Regions from separate parts of the Homo sapiens genome. Here region 1 is linked to region 2. Evidence: chromatin loops called from intact Hi-C (ENCODE). Cell type or tissue: heart left ventricle. All regions are shown on one strand.

Region 1 (8,000 bases), 120 kb after region 2:
TTTCATCATTTGTGTATTATTCAGAGGGGTCTCATGCTTACAGCACGTGAAATGAGCATCTATTTGAGGTATAAAATTAATCTCTCTAAAATGTATATATCGATATTATTCAACAAGACAAGTCATTGGCCCTGTCTCCACAATTGTGTGACTCTTAAGGTTAAGGACAAGGGATATGGTCTCAGATAGACCTGAGTCCAAATTTTGGCTTCAGTACTTAATAAGTGTGTAGTTACAAATTCCTTGGCTTTTTTAAACCTCTAATTCCGCTTTTACAAAATGGGATGTTAATAGCAATAGCTCAAAATAATTAAGTGACAGAAAACACCTAAGACATACTAAATACTAAATGATAGCAATTATCATCATAATCATCATCCAAACAGTCAATAAAACACTCTAGGTCCTGGAGAAAGGGTGAAACACCAGTCAGAGAGGAAAATAACAGACAAGGAGTTGAGGCCTGTTTTCAAGTCCTGCATCTGTTTTCCATCTCTTTGTGTGTCCAAATATCCATTTCTCCAACTTTCACTATTTCCTCTTCATTGGAGAGGATGTAGTAACCCTTGCCCTACTTAGTAATCTCATGAAAGAACAAAAAGATGCTAAGGAAATTACCTGCTCCAGGTGTCACAAACTCAAATGCTTACAGGGTCCAGGCAGCAAATTGAAATGAGCCAAGCGCATAGGTGGAAATAAAGTCTACTGGGAGCAGAGGGCCCTGAAAACCACATACCTCATCTTTTAAATGGTGGCAAGTTGCTACTTAATTCCAGCTACCTGTTACCAGTTGCTAGGATTTTCCAGAAAGAATTCAATATCTAGAGTTTTCCATGAAGTCTCTGAAGGTTTAAATGTTGATGCCTAATTCAAAAGTTAAAAACTCTCTATTCGCCAAACAAAATCCATCTGTGAATACCAATTTAGGATTGCTAATATAATACAATTTTATCTCCTTTTGTAATGCAGGAGAAAATAGAGGCACACCAAGGTCTAGCAATGTGCCCAAAGTCACACAGCCAGTTCATATTGCTGAGGATGAAATGACATCATAGGTTTTTCTCCCTGCTCAGAAGCTCTTTGCCACCCTCCATTTGGCATTTCCAAGGTGCCTTTTATTATCATCTATGGTCATATGTGCATATATTTGTTCCCCCGGTAAGCTCTTTGGAGCCATTTCCCATGTCTTGCTCTGCCTAGTATTGTGTGTCTCTGCCTGCACTGATCATAGTTCAATGTGAGAAATGCAAGCTCAGTTATAATTTGTCCAGTGAATGATAGGCACAGCATGACAGCCCATCTGTGTCCTGAAGGCAGGGCTTACAAAGGTTCAGTTGTGAGGGATAACCTTCTACTGAGGGTCATTTTCTAAACAGCAAAATACATAGATGTCATCACAATGTTTTATAGTCTAAAAGATAGTTTTATTTGGAAAAACCCCACACTTTTAGGTAGACAAAATGGTAAATTTTGTTGAGCACTTCTAGATGTGAGGCCTGAATCAAAGAGTTTATATGAATCATTTTATCTTTACAACAATCCTATGAGGTAGATATTATTATTATAATTCCCATTTTGTAGGTCAGGAAACTGAGGCACAGGAAGGTAAACTAAATCATTCAGTGTCACAATGCTAGAGAGGCAGAGACAGGATATGAAGGAGGCAGCCTGACCCCAGAGCCAATGCTCTTACACACTCAATGCACCATTGTCCTTGGATGATCTAATGTAATCTTCACAATAACCTTATGAGATAGATCTTGTCTCCATTTTGTAGATGAGTACACTAAGCACAAAGGAAGCCAAATGTTTGCTAGGGGTTGCATAGCTAATAAACAGCAATTAGGATTGCTGCCATTTTTCAAGAAACCTTTGTGGGAAAGGAATATTGGGACCACAATTCTCTCAGTTGTTTTCTTAGTCCTTAATATTTTCTCACCGCCTTTTCTCAGAGACTGGCTCCAGAAGGATGCCCAGGTCCCCAGATAGGGCACTCAGTGCTGTGGTGGGAAGAAGGGGAAGAGGAATGGCCTTCTGCTCACTGATATCACTAGAACGTAAGCCCCACTTGTTAGCAACCATGTGTTTTCTTGCTTTAGCATGCCTAAAGTCTGCACTCTGTAAAATTGTTTGAACTATCCTGTTATGTCCCAAGTACATTTTAAAGATTCAGAAGAGAGGAAAACTTTTAAATTTAAAAATATATATATTAGCAAAATGACAAAAGGTGAAAAGCACAGTTTGGTTGAATGTATTTTTTTTTTTCCTTTGAGACGGAGATTTGCTCTCATTGCCAAGGCTGGAGTGCAATGACAGATCTCGGCTCACTGCAACCTGTGCCTCCCAGGTTCAAGCGATTCTCCTGCCTCAGCCTCCCAAGTAGCTAGGATTACAGGTGCCCGCCACCATGCCTGGCTCATTTTTGAATTTTTAGTAGAGACAAGGTTTCTCCATGTTGGCCAGCCTGGTCTCAAACTCCTAACCTCAAGCGATCCACCTGCCTCGGCCTCCCAAAGTGCTGGGATTAAAGGTGTGAGCCACAATGCCCAGCCGAATGTGTCTTTTCAATGCTAACAAAGAATTATTTAAAAGGAAGGATGAGAGTAATCTGTTGAGAACTGATAGTCAGTTGGGTCTCAAAATAGTGTACAGAGAGGTCAGAAGGAGAAAAGGCAGAGAAATAGGGCAGGGCCCCTGGAGAAGGAAGCAGGGACAAGCCTCAGTCTGAGGCTCCACCTGTGCACTGCTGTCTGCTCTCCCTGTCCCCTCCAGCGCCCCTCCTCCAAGGTTACTCCTCCCCACAACACTGGGTTGTAAGCACACGGGGCCTAGAGAGAAAGACCCCTTCCTCCCACTGTCCAGAGACACCGTAGGACCAGATAGCATCCCTCAGGTTATAATGTCTGGAGGGTCCCTTGCTTTATTTTCACCATTTCCTTATCAGTCCTCATAAGGTACCTGTGAGATTGGCTGCCTATCCTGGGCATAATTATCCCCATTGGATAGACTCTGGCACTGAAACAGGAAATCCAGCCTAGTGAATAGCAGAGGCAGGATTCTCAGCTAAGACATCTGACTTCAATGCTAGTGCTTCTCCTCTACTTAGGCTGCCTCCGAAGACCTGGGATCTTCTGAAGGGTGAAGTGCACACCAGTGGAAGGTATCTTTCTTTTGGGGAAGCAGATTCTCCTCACCTTTTCTCTGTTCTCAAAGCTTGCCATATGCTTACACCACAGCCATTGGTCAAGCTTGGCAACTACAATGGCCTATTGACCATAGGGATTGGTCTAAGAAATGGGTATGTAACCTAAAATAATCCAATTCAAATTAATCTCTGTAAGTTTCCAGACCTGAGTTCAGAAATAAGCACTGCGTAATAGTCAGGGCAGTAGATGCCCCAACATCCATTCATCCCCAGATCATTTTTCTAAGTCAATGATGGTATTCTCATCCCTCTTATCAGGAATTGAGTCAACAGCTGTCATGTGTCCCAGTTTTGGCCAATCAAGGGAAATATGCTACAGGTATGCTGGGAAAGTTTTCTCTTTCCTGAGAAGAAGACACAGACTATCACTGGTTCTACATGTGACACTTGGAACTAGTTCAACCCTTTCATCACCAGCTTAAAGATGAAGCCAGCACTGAGAACAGAAACAGGAAGCAGAAAGACCCAGAGTCCATGAGGACAGTATCCAGCCACTGCCTGAATGTTGCCTAGAGACTGCCCTGCCTCTGAACTTGGAGTTATGTGATGTAATAAACTGTATTTATATTTGTTTGTGCCAGAGTTTTCTGTTAATTGCAAGCAAAAGCTTCTTTTGTGTGTTTTCTGTTAATTGCAGTCAAAAGCTTTCTTTTCCTTTCAGGCCACACACATGACATAAAACTGACCCTGGAGCTTCTGCCCCACATCATCGAAAGCAACTGCAAGAAGCAGAAATGAGACAGGAGGGGAAAGAGATCTGACAGTGTTGAGGTCCCTCGGTTCTGTGACCCTGCTCTGCGCCTCCCTCTGGACTTGAGAAAGCTTGGGTCTTTCCAACTCCATGTCCCACAACAAATTCCCTGTGAGCCCTCAGCAGGGATGTATCAGTCTATTCTCATGCTGCTAATAAAGACATACCAGAGACTGGGAAATTTATAAAGGAAAGAGGTTTAATTGACTCAGAGTTCAACATGGCTGGAGAGGCCTCAGGAAACTTACAATCATGGCAGAAAGGGAAGCAAACATGTCCTTCTTCACACGGCGGCATCAAAAAAAGTATCAAGTAAAAGGGAAAAGCCCCTTATAAAACCCTCATATCTCGTGAGAACTTACTGTCTCAAGAACAGCATGAGGGTAACCTCCCCCGTGATTAAATTACCTCCCGTGGGGTCCCTCCTATGGCACGTGGGGATTATGGGAACCACAATCCAAGATAAGATTTGGGTGGAGACACAGCCAAACCATATCAGATAGGGTCTGCACAACAGCGGAAGGAGCCCTAGTTAAGTGCTGGGAAAGGAAGTTTTAGTCCTGCTCTTACCACCGACTTGCTGAGCAACTCTGGATCAGTCTCTTCACTGGACCTCTTATACCACCTATAAATGAGGAGTTTGATGGAATATCTTTCACGATTAAGAAACGTGTCCCAGTAATTCCACTCCTGTGAATATATCCTACAAGTAAACTCAAATGAACACTGAAAGATGCAGCACAGAGATGCCCGTTGCAGCATTATGTGTAGTAGCAACCTGTCTACCCAAAAGTTGTGTAAATGAGCTACCACATGCGCCAAATCGGGCTCACAGCCTGTTGAGGTATGACTTGTGAGCTAAAAATGGTCTTTACATCTTCAAAGCATTGTTAAAAAGAGAAATAGGACAAGAAAGAGGAGGAAGAAGAGAAAGGGGAGGAGAAATAGGTGGTACAGAGATCCTATGACCAACAAAGCCTACAATATTAGGTATCTGGTCTTTTGCAGAATACATTCGTTGGTCTGTAAGCTATAGTATAAACTTCCTGTGAAATAAACGGGCCATTGAAAACAGAAAAAAAACCCTCATGCGCTGACATGAAAGGAGATCTACTACATATTGTTAAATAAAAAATGCAAGTATCAGAACAGCATGAGTAGTCTGATTACATTTGTGTCAAAATACAGGATGCAAGTTATTTATAATGTATATGCAAATAAAATATCTGAAAGGACACGCAAGAAACTTAACAGTTATTGCCTCTGGGGAAATTAGACTGAAATGAAGGTAGTGATAGGGAGAAAAATCCTTTTATATTTTACTGTATTTTCTTCTCCACTCAGATTTTTACTATAAGCACGTTATGGCTTTCACCACAAAAATGAGCCAGTTGGACAGTACGATCTCCTGGGACACCTTCAGTTCTGAGTCTCTCTAGAATAATAACTTCTAACACTGAGTTACTATTTTTTCCAATTTGCTACTACTATGATAAACACATTCAACTTTTTGCTTCTTTTAATCTTCATAACCACCTCCTGAGGTTATGAACACTTTCTGCCAGATGAGGAGCCTCAGACCCAGAACTGTGATTTTTACCCGAGGATTCGAGGCTCTGTCTCCACTGCCTCAGTTTCAACAGCAACACCATCTGGCCTACCTGAGTGTCTGAGTGAGTCAGAGCGGGTCAGAGTGAGGTTAGCTAAATAAGCAGAAAAGAGCAAAAGATATAACATATGATTTAAAGAAGGCCAGAAAGGTAATATAGCCAAATAATTCTCTTTCTTGAGTCCATTTTAGACTGCTAATGAACAGAAGGCCAGGGTGAGAGGTAAATTTTTCACTTGGAAGTAAAGGAAAAAGGGTAAGTGCTTTTGATCACCCCTCAAATCATATGTAAATGGAGCCTACTCTGTCCATGGGGGAGGCTGTATGACCATGGGTAAACCGAAGGCCCTCTCTGAACCTCACAGCTCTTATTTCTAAAATGGGGAGGTTAGCCTGGATCAGGCAGGGATCATATACTGTTGGGTTACAAAGTGTTTACAAGGCCAAGCTGATCAAGATAATGGATCAGGGTGGAAACTGTAGGGAACTAGAGAATTCTTGACCTATTTAAAGCAGGGCAGAGTCTTTTTTTTACTTATAGATTGCTGCCAAGGGGGAATGCAGACCAGTGTCATCAAATGATCTGGTTTTCAAGAGAAGCCAGAAATTCAAATTTCTAAATGAAAAAAAAAAAATCAAATTTTAAAATTGTGTCATCTCATCCTAACATTGAAAAAAAAAAAAAAAAGAGCACTCTAGTGCCAAAACAAATGCATCCACGCATAGCCTACAGGCCTGCCAATCTGCCTCTAACAGAAAAGGTCATCAGGGACACTTGGAGCTCCAAGTCATTGAGTCCCTGATGCGGGTTGTAAGGGCTGCATTCCCCAAAGGGCAAATTCCATTAAGCTTCCATTTGAAACATCTATCACAACCCTACCTGTTTCCTTTCTCCCAGTTACATCTCCTGCTCACCCCAGCAAATAACAATTGGCAAAATCCAGAAAGTGAAAGTGCCAAGCAAGAGGAGGAATAAAGCATTGACTTCAGCCATCTGTAGCCAGCAACAGGAGATGAAGTACACCCTGAGGAAGTCAAGGCATCCTTTGCTCACATGACTGACTGTCTCTTTCCTGGGGACAATCCCTACAGAAATGGCAGAAAAGTCTCTCTCTCTTTCCCCTCCTGCATTCAAGCAGCCACTTGCCTCCTTTCTTTCCCCTCTGCCAGTATCCTCAGCTTTTTTTCGCCCACACCAGCGATTTCCATGCACGGGAACAACACTCCATCTAGAAGTGACAAGCCCCCACCACCAGCAGACTGTGACGGCCCAGCTTGTTCTTCATTCTGACGTGGCTGCAAGCAACACTAGGCTCCTTGGCGACAACCTCAAGGTGATTGGAATACTGAAAGCCCCAAGATGGGTGTGTTCATGTGCACGTGCACACGTGATAAGAACAGCAATCATTCGAGCTCTTGACAGCCCTCACACTGTAGGAGCAGGAGAAGCAATCCATACAAGGGAAATGGGAAAATAAAAACTGCCATATTCAAGCATCAGCCATGACCCCCTATTGCATGCAGAATAAAGCCAAATTCCTGCATTCAAGGCCACCTACCTCCCAGTAGCTTTTCCAGTCTCATCTTGAACCACACTGTCTCTAGAAAGCTATACATCAGTTACTTAAATATTTTCCCTAAACTCTCCCACCTCCCAGTTTGCTCACTCTAGCTAGAAGGTGCTTCCATTTGGAAAGAGGTAGATTTTTATGTTTAATGAAAAAAAAAAACTTAGGAAATTTTGTTCTAGCAGTTCCATTACAGAACCACCAAAAATAATTTCCAACTAATACCACTAGGCAATCATGGAACTAATGGTAAATATTATTTATTGAGCACCTACTATGTGCCAGATACTATACTGAATGCTTTATCTGCCTTACGTTATTTCACTCTCACAACCACTCTATTAGATGAGAACACAGAGGCACATAAAAGCTTAAAGGATACCCTATCCAATATCACACAGCCAACGCATGGCAAAGCCAGGAGTCAAGCCCAGGACCTCTGTCTCCAGAGCTTTCAGCCTCACCACTGGGATATATTGTCTTTCTATGGGAAGATGCGTATCGAGGAAAGGGAAATGAAACAGGATGGGGTAGTCTGAGTTTTAGTCCCTGCTGGGTCTTTGTCACTTTGGACAGGTCATTTCACCACTCTAAGCCTCTGTTTGGCCCTTCTCTAAAATCAGAGTCTAAATATAAGACCCAAAGGATGCGGTTTGTGATGCCATATACAAGTAATTTCATCCAGATTTATTACAAAAGAGATAAGGGGAAAAAGAATAGCACAACTGAGCTTAAGGGAATAGAATGTTTGGGGAACATAACCAAAATGGGGTGGCAAACAGAGATGTGGATAAGTTAAGCCACGGAATGATCTAAAAGTACACTTCTCTGAGACAGCCTTTGGAGAGGCCTGTTGTGACTGAAGGG
Region 2 (8,000 bases):
GTTTTAAGCTGATTCTTATATACATGGTGAGATGAGGATCAATTTTCATTCTGCATGTGGATATTTAGTTTTACCAACTAAAGGGAATGAAGAGAATGTTATTTCCCTGTTGTGTGTTCTTGGCACCTTTGTTGAAAATTAATTGGCCACAGTTGTGTAGGTTAATTTTGGATAAGGAGTTAATATCCAAAATATACAATTAACTCAAACTACTCAATAACATGAAAACAAATAACTCTATTTTAAGGGCAAAGAAGCTGAATAAACATTTCTCAAAAGGAGACATAAGAATGGCCAACAGATATATTAAAAAATGTTCGACATCTCTAATCATCAGAGAAATGCATATTAAAACTAAAATGAGATATTACCTCGTGCCTGTTAAATTAGCCATGATCAAAAAGATGAAAGATAAGTGTTGATGAGGATGTGGAGAAAAGGGAACCCTTGTACACTGTTGGTAGTATTGCAAATTAGTACAGCCATTTTGGAAAACAGTATGAAGGCTCTTCAAAAATTTAAAAATAGAATTACCATATGATCCAGCAATCCCACTTTTGGGAATATATCCAAAGAAAATGCCATCAGTATGTTGAAGAGTTATCTGCACTCCTATGTTCACTGCAGCATTATTCACAATAGCCAAGATAGGGAATCAACCTAAGTGCCTATCAATAGATGAATGGATTTTTTAAATGCAGTATATGCACACAATGCCATACTATTACTCCTTAAAAAGCAGGAAATCCTTTCATTTAAGATAATATGAATGAACTTAGAGGACATCATGCCAAGTGAAATGAGCTAAGCACAGAGAGACAAATACCACATGATCTCATCTCGTTTGTATGTTGGATCTAAAAAAAGTTGAACTCAGAATTAGAGAGTAGACAGCAGACTAACACAGGAACAAAAAACCAAACACTGCATGTTATTACTCATAAGTGGGAGACGAACAATGAGAACACATGGACAAAAAAAAAAAAAAGTAGAGAGTAGAATGGTGGTTACCAGAGGCTGGAGGTGGGGCAGGGGGTTGTGGACAGGGAAAGGAGAGATGTTGGTTGAAGTTTCAGTTAGGAGGAAAAGGTTCTGGTGGTCTATTACATAGCATGGTAATTACAGTTAATAATTCAAAAGACTGGATTTTAAATCTCACCACAAAGAAACTGTAAGTATTTGAGATGATGGATCCACCTAATTTGATCATTTCACAATGTGTTCATGTATTGAAACATCACATCACATTGTACCCCATAAATATGTATAATTAACATTTGTTAGTTAAAAATAAAATTTTAAAAAGGCAAGTGAGAACAATCATGTAGCACCCTGTAGGCCACAGTGAAGAATTTGAGTTTTATTCTAAGGTGGCTGGAAGCCACTGAAAGTTTTACGCAGGGTAGGACACTATACAACTTATATCTTACAGAGATCATGCACTTGACTTATAAAAACACTCCATGCAGGATCCTTCCTATTCTTTCCTGGTTTGTAGAAATCTCTGAGGCCCTAAAAGAGCTCAGAGTATCAAGACAAAGGTACCCTGTTGGGGCTCCTAGATAATCATATGAGTGGCCCCATGCTAACCAGGAACACTAATGTTGAGTTGTTATGGAGTAAAAATTCACTTTATTTTATTAAGCCAATGAGAAAAGAAAGGAGGAAAAGAGAGAGAGACGGAATAAGAGGAGGAGAGAGGGAGAGGGAAGGATTATTCTGGCTGTTACATAAAGAATTCAAATGTGGGGTCAGGGAATGAACAAAACAGGAAGTATAAAGACCTTCTCTTTATTTCCCTTGTAATACTTTACATAGAACAGGTTCGTTCTCTGTCTCTCTGTCTCTTCTTTCTTCCTTTCTTCCCTTCCTTTTCTATCCCTTTCCTTCCCTCCCTCCCTCCTTCCTTCCTTTTCTTTCATGGATTCAGTCAAAAACCAGCTAAACTATGGCACGAACAAGTAGACAACCACCTTCCTTATAGACGCTGGCTGTTAGGGAAAGCAACAGAAAATAAAAGTGGCAGCCCAAGTTGACCTAAGACAACATCCACCAGGTACCCTACTTCCCCTTTCAGAGCTAGGTTTGATCTTTTTTTCATCAGATGATGATGATGATATCAAACCTCAGACTGCCTTTTCGAGTCCTTGGCAGATACGCAACATTGGCTTTCACACCATTGACTACAAAAATAACAAGGCACAGGTAATTGAGTTGCAGTCTGTAACCAGGTAATTGCTAACCCAGGACCTCCTTTGCCAGATCCTCCTACTGCCCAAGCACTATATGTACATTACATGTGTATCTATATTCATATTTACTCACCAAGAAGCATTCATTAAGCACCTACTTTGTACTAGGCACAGTTCTGAGTGCTAGTTATACAATAGTGAGGCAAATAGACAAAATCTCTGCTCTTTTCTCACTACATTAGTCAAAAACCACGGACAAGACAGATGAGACCCCTAGTCTCATAGACAAATACACATCATTTCAGATGCAGATAAAAGGTATGAAGAAAATAATAGACTGTAATAAAATAGAGTGTCTGAAGAAAGAGCAGCAGAATGCAAAGTGGGGCAGGCATGGAAGCTGGCATTCTTTTACGGAGGAAAGAGGTGATAAACAAACAAGCAAAATGTGTCCAATGGATAAAGCAGGGAGGATTGGAGCAATGATGAAAAGAATATTAAGAAGTGGGTTAATATAAAGTCATGTTTTCAAGCCTTGTGATTTTTTAGTTATGGGGGTCAGGGAAAAGAAAGGAGTCAAGGATGTCTCCTCTACTTCTGGTTTGTGCACTGGATGGTGGTGTCATTTAGGGACACTGAAGGAAAACCAAATTTGTGGGGAGAAGATCCTGAGTTTTGTTCTGAACGTTCCTCTGTGATGTTCAAATGGCGACATCAAGTAGATAGACAATCAGCATCAATGACATTCAGATGATAATTGACATTTTGAGCATGGATGAGAGTTCATAAAAATCTGATCTACACTGCAGGTTGGTATGACAGCCCCATGAATTTGTTCATGAACAGACTCTTCTACTTTCCTCTCTACCATCCTAAGATTGTGGCCCTTGTCACATGGTTCAAGATGGCTACTAGAGCTCCAGCTGTTAAGTCTGGTCAGGCAGGAAGCACACTAGTGTTTCCTCTCTGCCATTAGCTTGCTTTTAGGCCTTAGCAAACTCATTTCCCCCCTTGGACCAGTTTGTCCATTCAATTTGTCAAGTTCCTTGTTGTTTTATCACATCCTGACTCTGTGTCAGAATGGGAGTTGACTGGCTTCCAACCAAAGCCAGTCAACTATTTAACTATTTCATTTCTTATTGGTGCTTTGGATGGGAGTTTTCCAGGGAACTCAGGGTAATTGCTTTTGTCTCTGTTTCCCAAGGGGCTGACTTTGATTCAACACTCTTCTCATCTGCAGGTTAAATTTGGGTCTTTTATCTGCATTAAACTTACCGGGAACTATCCTTTATGTGGTGTCAAACACATCACATGGCTGGCTATTACTGGCTGAATTTAGACTCGCCCTTTCAGCTAAAGATCCTGGGTTGTGCTCTGATGGTCGGGGCTGAGCAAGTTGACTTTCATCTCCCTTGGGATCCTCTCTCTGAGAGCTGTGGGTAATCTGAACCAGCCACTGGGTGTCAGCATTGCTTTGTCCATTTAAAGGAAAAGTAGATATTTGTGTGGTTTGGGAGTTGTTCATGCAGTAAGTTTGGGCTCTAAAGTGAGCACAACCACTTTACAATTCACATTTTACACAATTCACATTTTTTTGGCACTTAGCATCAACCAAAGGAGTTCGCTTCTCTATCATTACATCCGGACTCTTCCTGCTCGTTTTGGCTCTTCCATGTCCCTCACCTGGATTACTGCAACAATCCCCATTTCCAGTTTTGTGTTGCTGAAGTCTATCTTTTTCATCCAGTTACAATCAGGACTGTAACAGGCTCATTTGCTAATAATAAGCCACCTGTCACTGGAGGTTTGCAAACAGAAGGAGGAAAACTACCTGGCAGGAATTTTTGTAGAGAAAAATTTATGTAAATAAATGTATTATAAATATAAATATAAACACACATATATGTTATATATATGTATATAGTCACAGGTTATAAATATTTGGTCCACAATGGCCAGCATATATAACAATGGTCCCATAAGATTATAATAACCTATGTTACTATATCTTTTCTATTTTTAGATATGTTTAGATACACAAATACCATTGTGTTACAATTCCCCACAGCATTCAATATAGTAACAAGTTGTACAGGATTGTAGCCTAGGAGTCATAGGCTATACCATATAGCCTAGGTGTGTAGCAGGCTATACCACCTAGGTTTGTGTAAATATGCTCTATGACAGCAGTCCCCAACCTTTTTGGCACCAGGGACCAGTTTTGTGGAAGACAATTTTCCCCAAGCAGGGAAGGGGGATGGTTTCCAGATGAAACTGTTCCACCTTGGATCATCAGGATTAGATTCTCATAAAGAGCACACAACCTAGATTCTTTGCATATGCAGTTTGCAATAGGGTTCATGCTCTTATGAGTATCTAATGCCTCTGCCGATCTGACAGGAGGCAGAGCTCAGGTGATAATGCTGGCTCACCCACCACTCCTGCTGTGTGGCTCAATTCCCAATAGGCCACAGACCTGTACCAGTCTGTGGCCTGGGGTTTGGGGACCCCTGTTCTAATCTATCTTTTTAGCAAAGAGAAAACATGTCTCAGGCTCAGAGCCTTGGCAGGTATATTAGCTATCTATTGCCACATTAATATCTGTAGGAAACAAAAACAACTCAGTGCCTTTCAACAATAAACTTTTATTTAGCTCAGGAATCTGCAGGTCTGTCTTTAAGACCAGTGGTTCTTTGTTCTTGGTCTGGACTTGCCTCAAAGTCATGCGGTTACATTCACAGCTGGTTCTTGGCTGGGATGACTGGACTCTGCTTCATGTATTTCTCACATCTTTTCAGTACATTATCCCAGGCATGTTCTCATTGCAGAGGAGCTATCCCAGTCACACAAGAGTTTTTCACGCTTCTGTATGTGTCAAATCTGCTAAAACAACATTGGGGAGAGCAAGTATTATGGCTGAATTCAGAATCAAGAGATGGAGACAGGAACTTGCCTAGTAGTGAGGGAGACCCAAAGTCATGTGGCAAAGAATATGACACAAGGTGGGATGAAAGATTCATTAATGGTCTCAGTGCATCTACTAGAGCAGGCAAGGTTGTCTAGCCAGAATTTAGTAGAATGTCTTTTGTTGTATTTTTTAAACTTTCTTTTGTGCCAAGTGATGAAGGTTTTCAATGACGGTAGTAATACAAAGTTTCTTTTAAAAAAAAATTTGAGACAAATGTAGGTGAATGTAAAAAAATCTTTTTCAAAAAGTAGGCCATGTTATACAGAGGTATGGCAAAAGTTATCAGAGGAAGGGAGTGACAAGTTAAGAAAACTGAAACAGGATGACTGTAATTGAGACTGCAAGCAGGGGATGCATGCAAGAAATGTTGCAGACTAAGCAAAATCAGGTTACTCCATGTGAACACACTCCATGTGTTCTGCTGAGTTAGGCTAAACAAACATTTGTTGAGTGTCAACTACCTGCTTGACACAGTAGCAGAAGCCCGAGTAATAAAGATGAAAAGCTCAAAATCCCTCCTAAGGCAGTAACTATAACTTTGACATACTAGGGTAAACTGTACATATAGTTGATGTGTTTCTGGGTATCTACAGAAATAGCACTAAGCTTAGGCTGGGAAGTGGGCTTTGGGAAAGGACTTCCCAGAGAAGGCTCTGGAAGGATGAATAGAGGGTGCCCTGGTGAAAAGGGTAAGAGAGGCAAGAAGGGGGGTCTCCAGGCTTGAGCCTTTAAAGGCATGCAGAATATAAAATTCTCCTTGGAAATTTCATTCTTACTGAAGCCCCATGTTTGAGACAGGACATGAGACTAACTGTTGGGAGCAGCCAGGCGTAGACATCTCTAAGCTAGAATTCTGAGTTAGGCAGCTTAGAATTTATCCGGTTATGAACAACAGGGAGTCATGGAAGGTTCTTAAGCAGAGAAAAGACACAGTTAGTTTCGTGTTTTAGAAACTTGCCCACCTATCCCTGCATCCAAAGAGATATCACATCTAATCTAGCCACATTTAGCTATATATAAAAATACACAAGCAGCCATGTGTCACTTAATGATGGGTATACATTCTGAGAAATGTATCATTAGGCAATTTTATTGTTGTATAGACATCATAGAGCAGGGGTCCTCAAGCCCCAGGCTATGGACTGGTACCAGTCTATGGCCTGTTAGGAACTGGGCAACACAGCAGGAAGTCAGTAGCAGGTGAAAAAGCATTATCAGCTGAGCTCTGCCTCCTGTTAGATCAGTGGCAGCATTAGATTCTCATAGAACCATGAACCCTATTGTGAACTGTATATGTGAGGGATCTACGTTGCATGCTTCTTATGAGAATCTAATGCCTGATGATCTGAGGTGGAATAGTTCCATCCCAAAATCATCCCCCAACCATCTGTGGAAAAATCGTCTTCCACAAAACTGGTTCCTGGTGCCAAAAAGGTTGGGGATGGCTGGATTAGAAAGTATTAGAGAAGTGTTACAATGTACACACAGGTCAAGACATCACAGAATAACCCACCCTCCATGCCCAATGTACCCCATAAATATACACAATTATTATTTGTCAATTAAAAATAAACAAAATTTAAAAAGAGAAAGTGTTAGAGAAGTGTTAAAATACTAGCACCCAATTCAGAATGTCTCCCTGAAATAATTAGACAGAATGAAATGAAACTGCAAAGGGAATAATTGTCTCACTTCATAACTCAAATGTGATTTATAATAGTTTACATATAAAATTACCTCTCCCACACTTTGTGATAGACTGCCCTAGTTCTCACCATTTCTAACTTTTTTGTGAACAAAGGATGCTTCCAAAATTGTCTTAGGCTCATTGCCTAAAAACTAAAGCCCAAATTTGATTCAAATTCTAGGTGTTCCATGATTGGTCCCAGCTTTGCTCCCCGCCCCACGCTTACACCCACTGTGTCCCTTTCTTTGCATAACCAGTGCAACAACCCAACTTCTTCAATGTTTATTGAGCACCAATGGCAGCTGCTTAGGCAGAGCCAGACCCTAGCTAGGAGGTGGGGGAAAAGGTGATGATTAAGATGCAGCCTTCACTTTTATCAAGCTCTCAGCTTCTAAGTAAAACATGGAAGCAGCCACATAACTCTACTGTAGTGTGTAAAAAGTAATTCCAGAAAACTATAGAAATCCATAGGATTGGTATCTAACACAAACAGTCAGAAGTAGGTGAAGCTTGATTTAGAGATGGATCTGAAGGGGAATTCATGCCATTATATAAAACGAAACCTCTCCAGAGTCTTCTGCCACAATCTGGAATAAGTATATACTTTTCTGGACCCCTATCGTACTTCATAGCACATCTTTTATTATTTATACTTCATTCATCCATTCTCTTAGACTATTGACTCTTTGAGAACATTGATCATTTATCTTTGCACCCACCACAGCAGTAGCAGGTCATGAAGCAAATACCAGATACTGGCACATGTTTGGTTGATGGATGGGTGAATAGATGGATAAATGGATGGGTGAAAGAGAAGCTTTTGGCACATTTAAGTGTCTTCATTTAGGTAGCTACCTAATCCTGCGATTCCCAAATCTGGCAGCCCATGAAGTGTATTTAGGGAGCTTTAAAATATATATTCCCTGGGACCTGCTTCCTTAGAATATTCTGATTTGACAGACATAGGGTGGGTCTCAGTAGCCTATATTTTAGCACACTTACCAGAAGATCCTGATGCATCTGGTCCAAGGACTGCATGCTTAGGGATCATAAGGCTAACTCACCTGAGTGTCACATTGGCTCCATACTCTCACGTGTCCTATTTTTGAGATGCTTGGCCTCCTTTTCACCGATGGTTCAGCCTACTCAGATA

What was found. Hi-C counts contacts between places; a loop is a spot of excess contacts. Peaks named below come from ENCODE experiments on the same cell type or tissue, not always from the same donor. Only the 100,000 strongest peaks of a DNase experiment are listed, where the experiment ranks them.
Region 1: a loop joins it to region 2, with 3 times the contacts of the local background. A loop is called at or near these places in 16 of 110 quality-filtered maps.

The regions. Positions count from the first base shown.
Region 1 is chr5:152,143,140-152,151,139 of GRCh38, reverse strand. The region is part of intron 1 of LINC01933 (long intergenic non-protein coding RNA 1933); the gene reads right to left. Among named protein-coding and RNA genes, the nearest start is that of LINC01933, 190 kb to the right of the region's middle. In heart left ventricle, a CTCF peak has its summit at 7,895; no DNase peak of the experiment used is centred here.
Region 2 is chr5:152,267,267-152,275,266 of GRCh38, reverse strand. LINC01933 (long intergenic non-protein coding RNA 1933) reads right to left here. Exons shown (of 3, transcript NR_109876.1): 2 at 7,912-8,000; 3 at 4,818-5,072. Among named protein-coding and RNA genes, the nearest start is that of NMUR2, 130 kb to the left of the region's middle. In heart left ventricle, a CTCF peak has its summit at 3,639 (motif pointing right); no DNase peak of the experiment used is centred here; H3K27ac peaks cover 2,048 bases.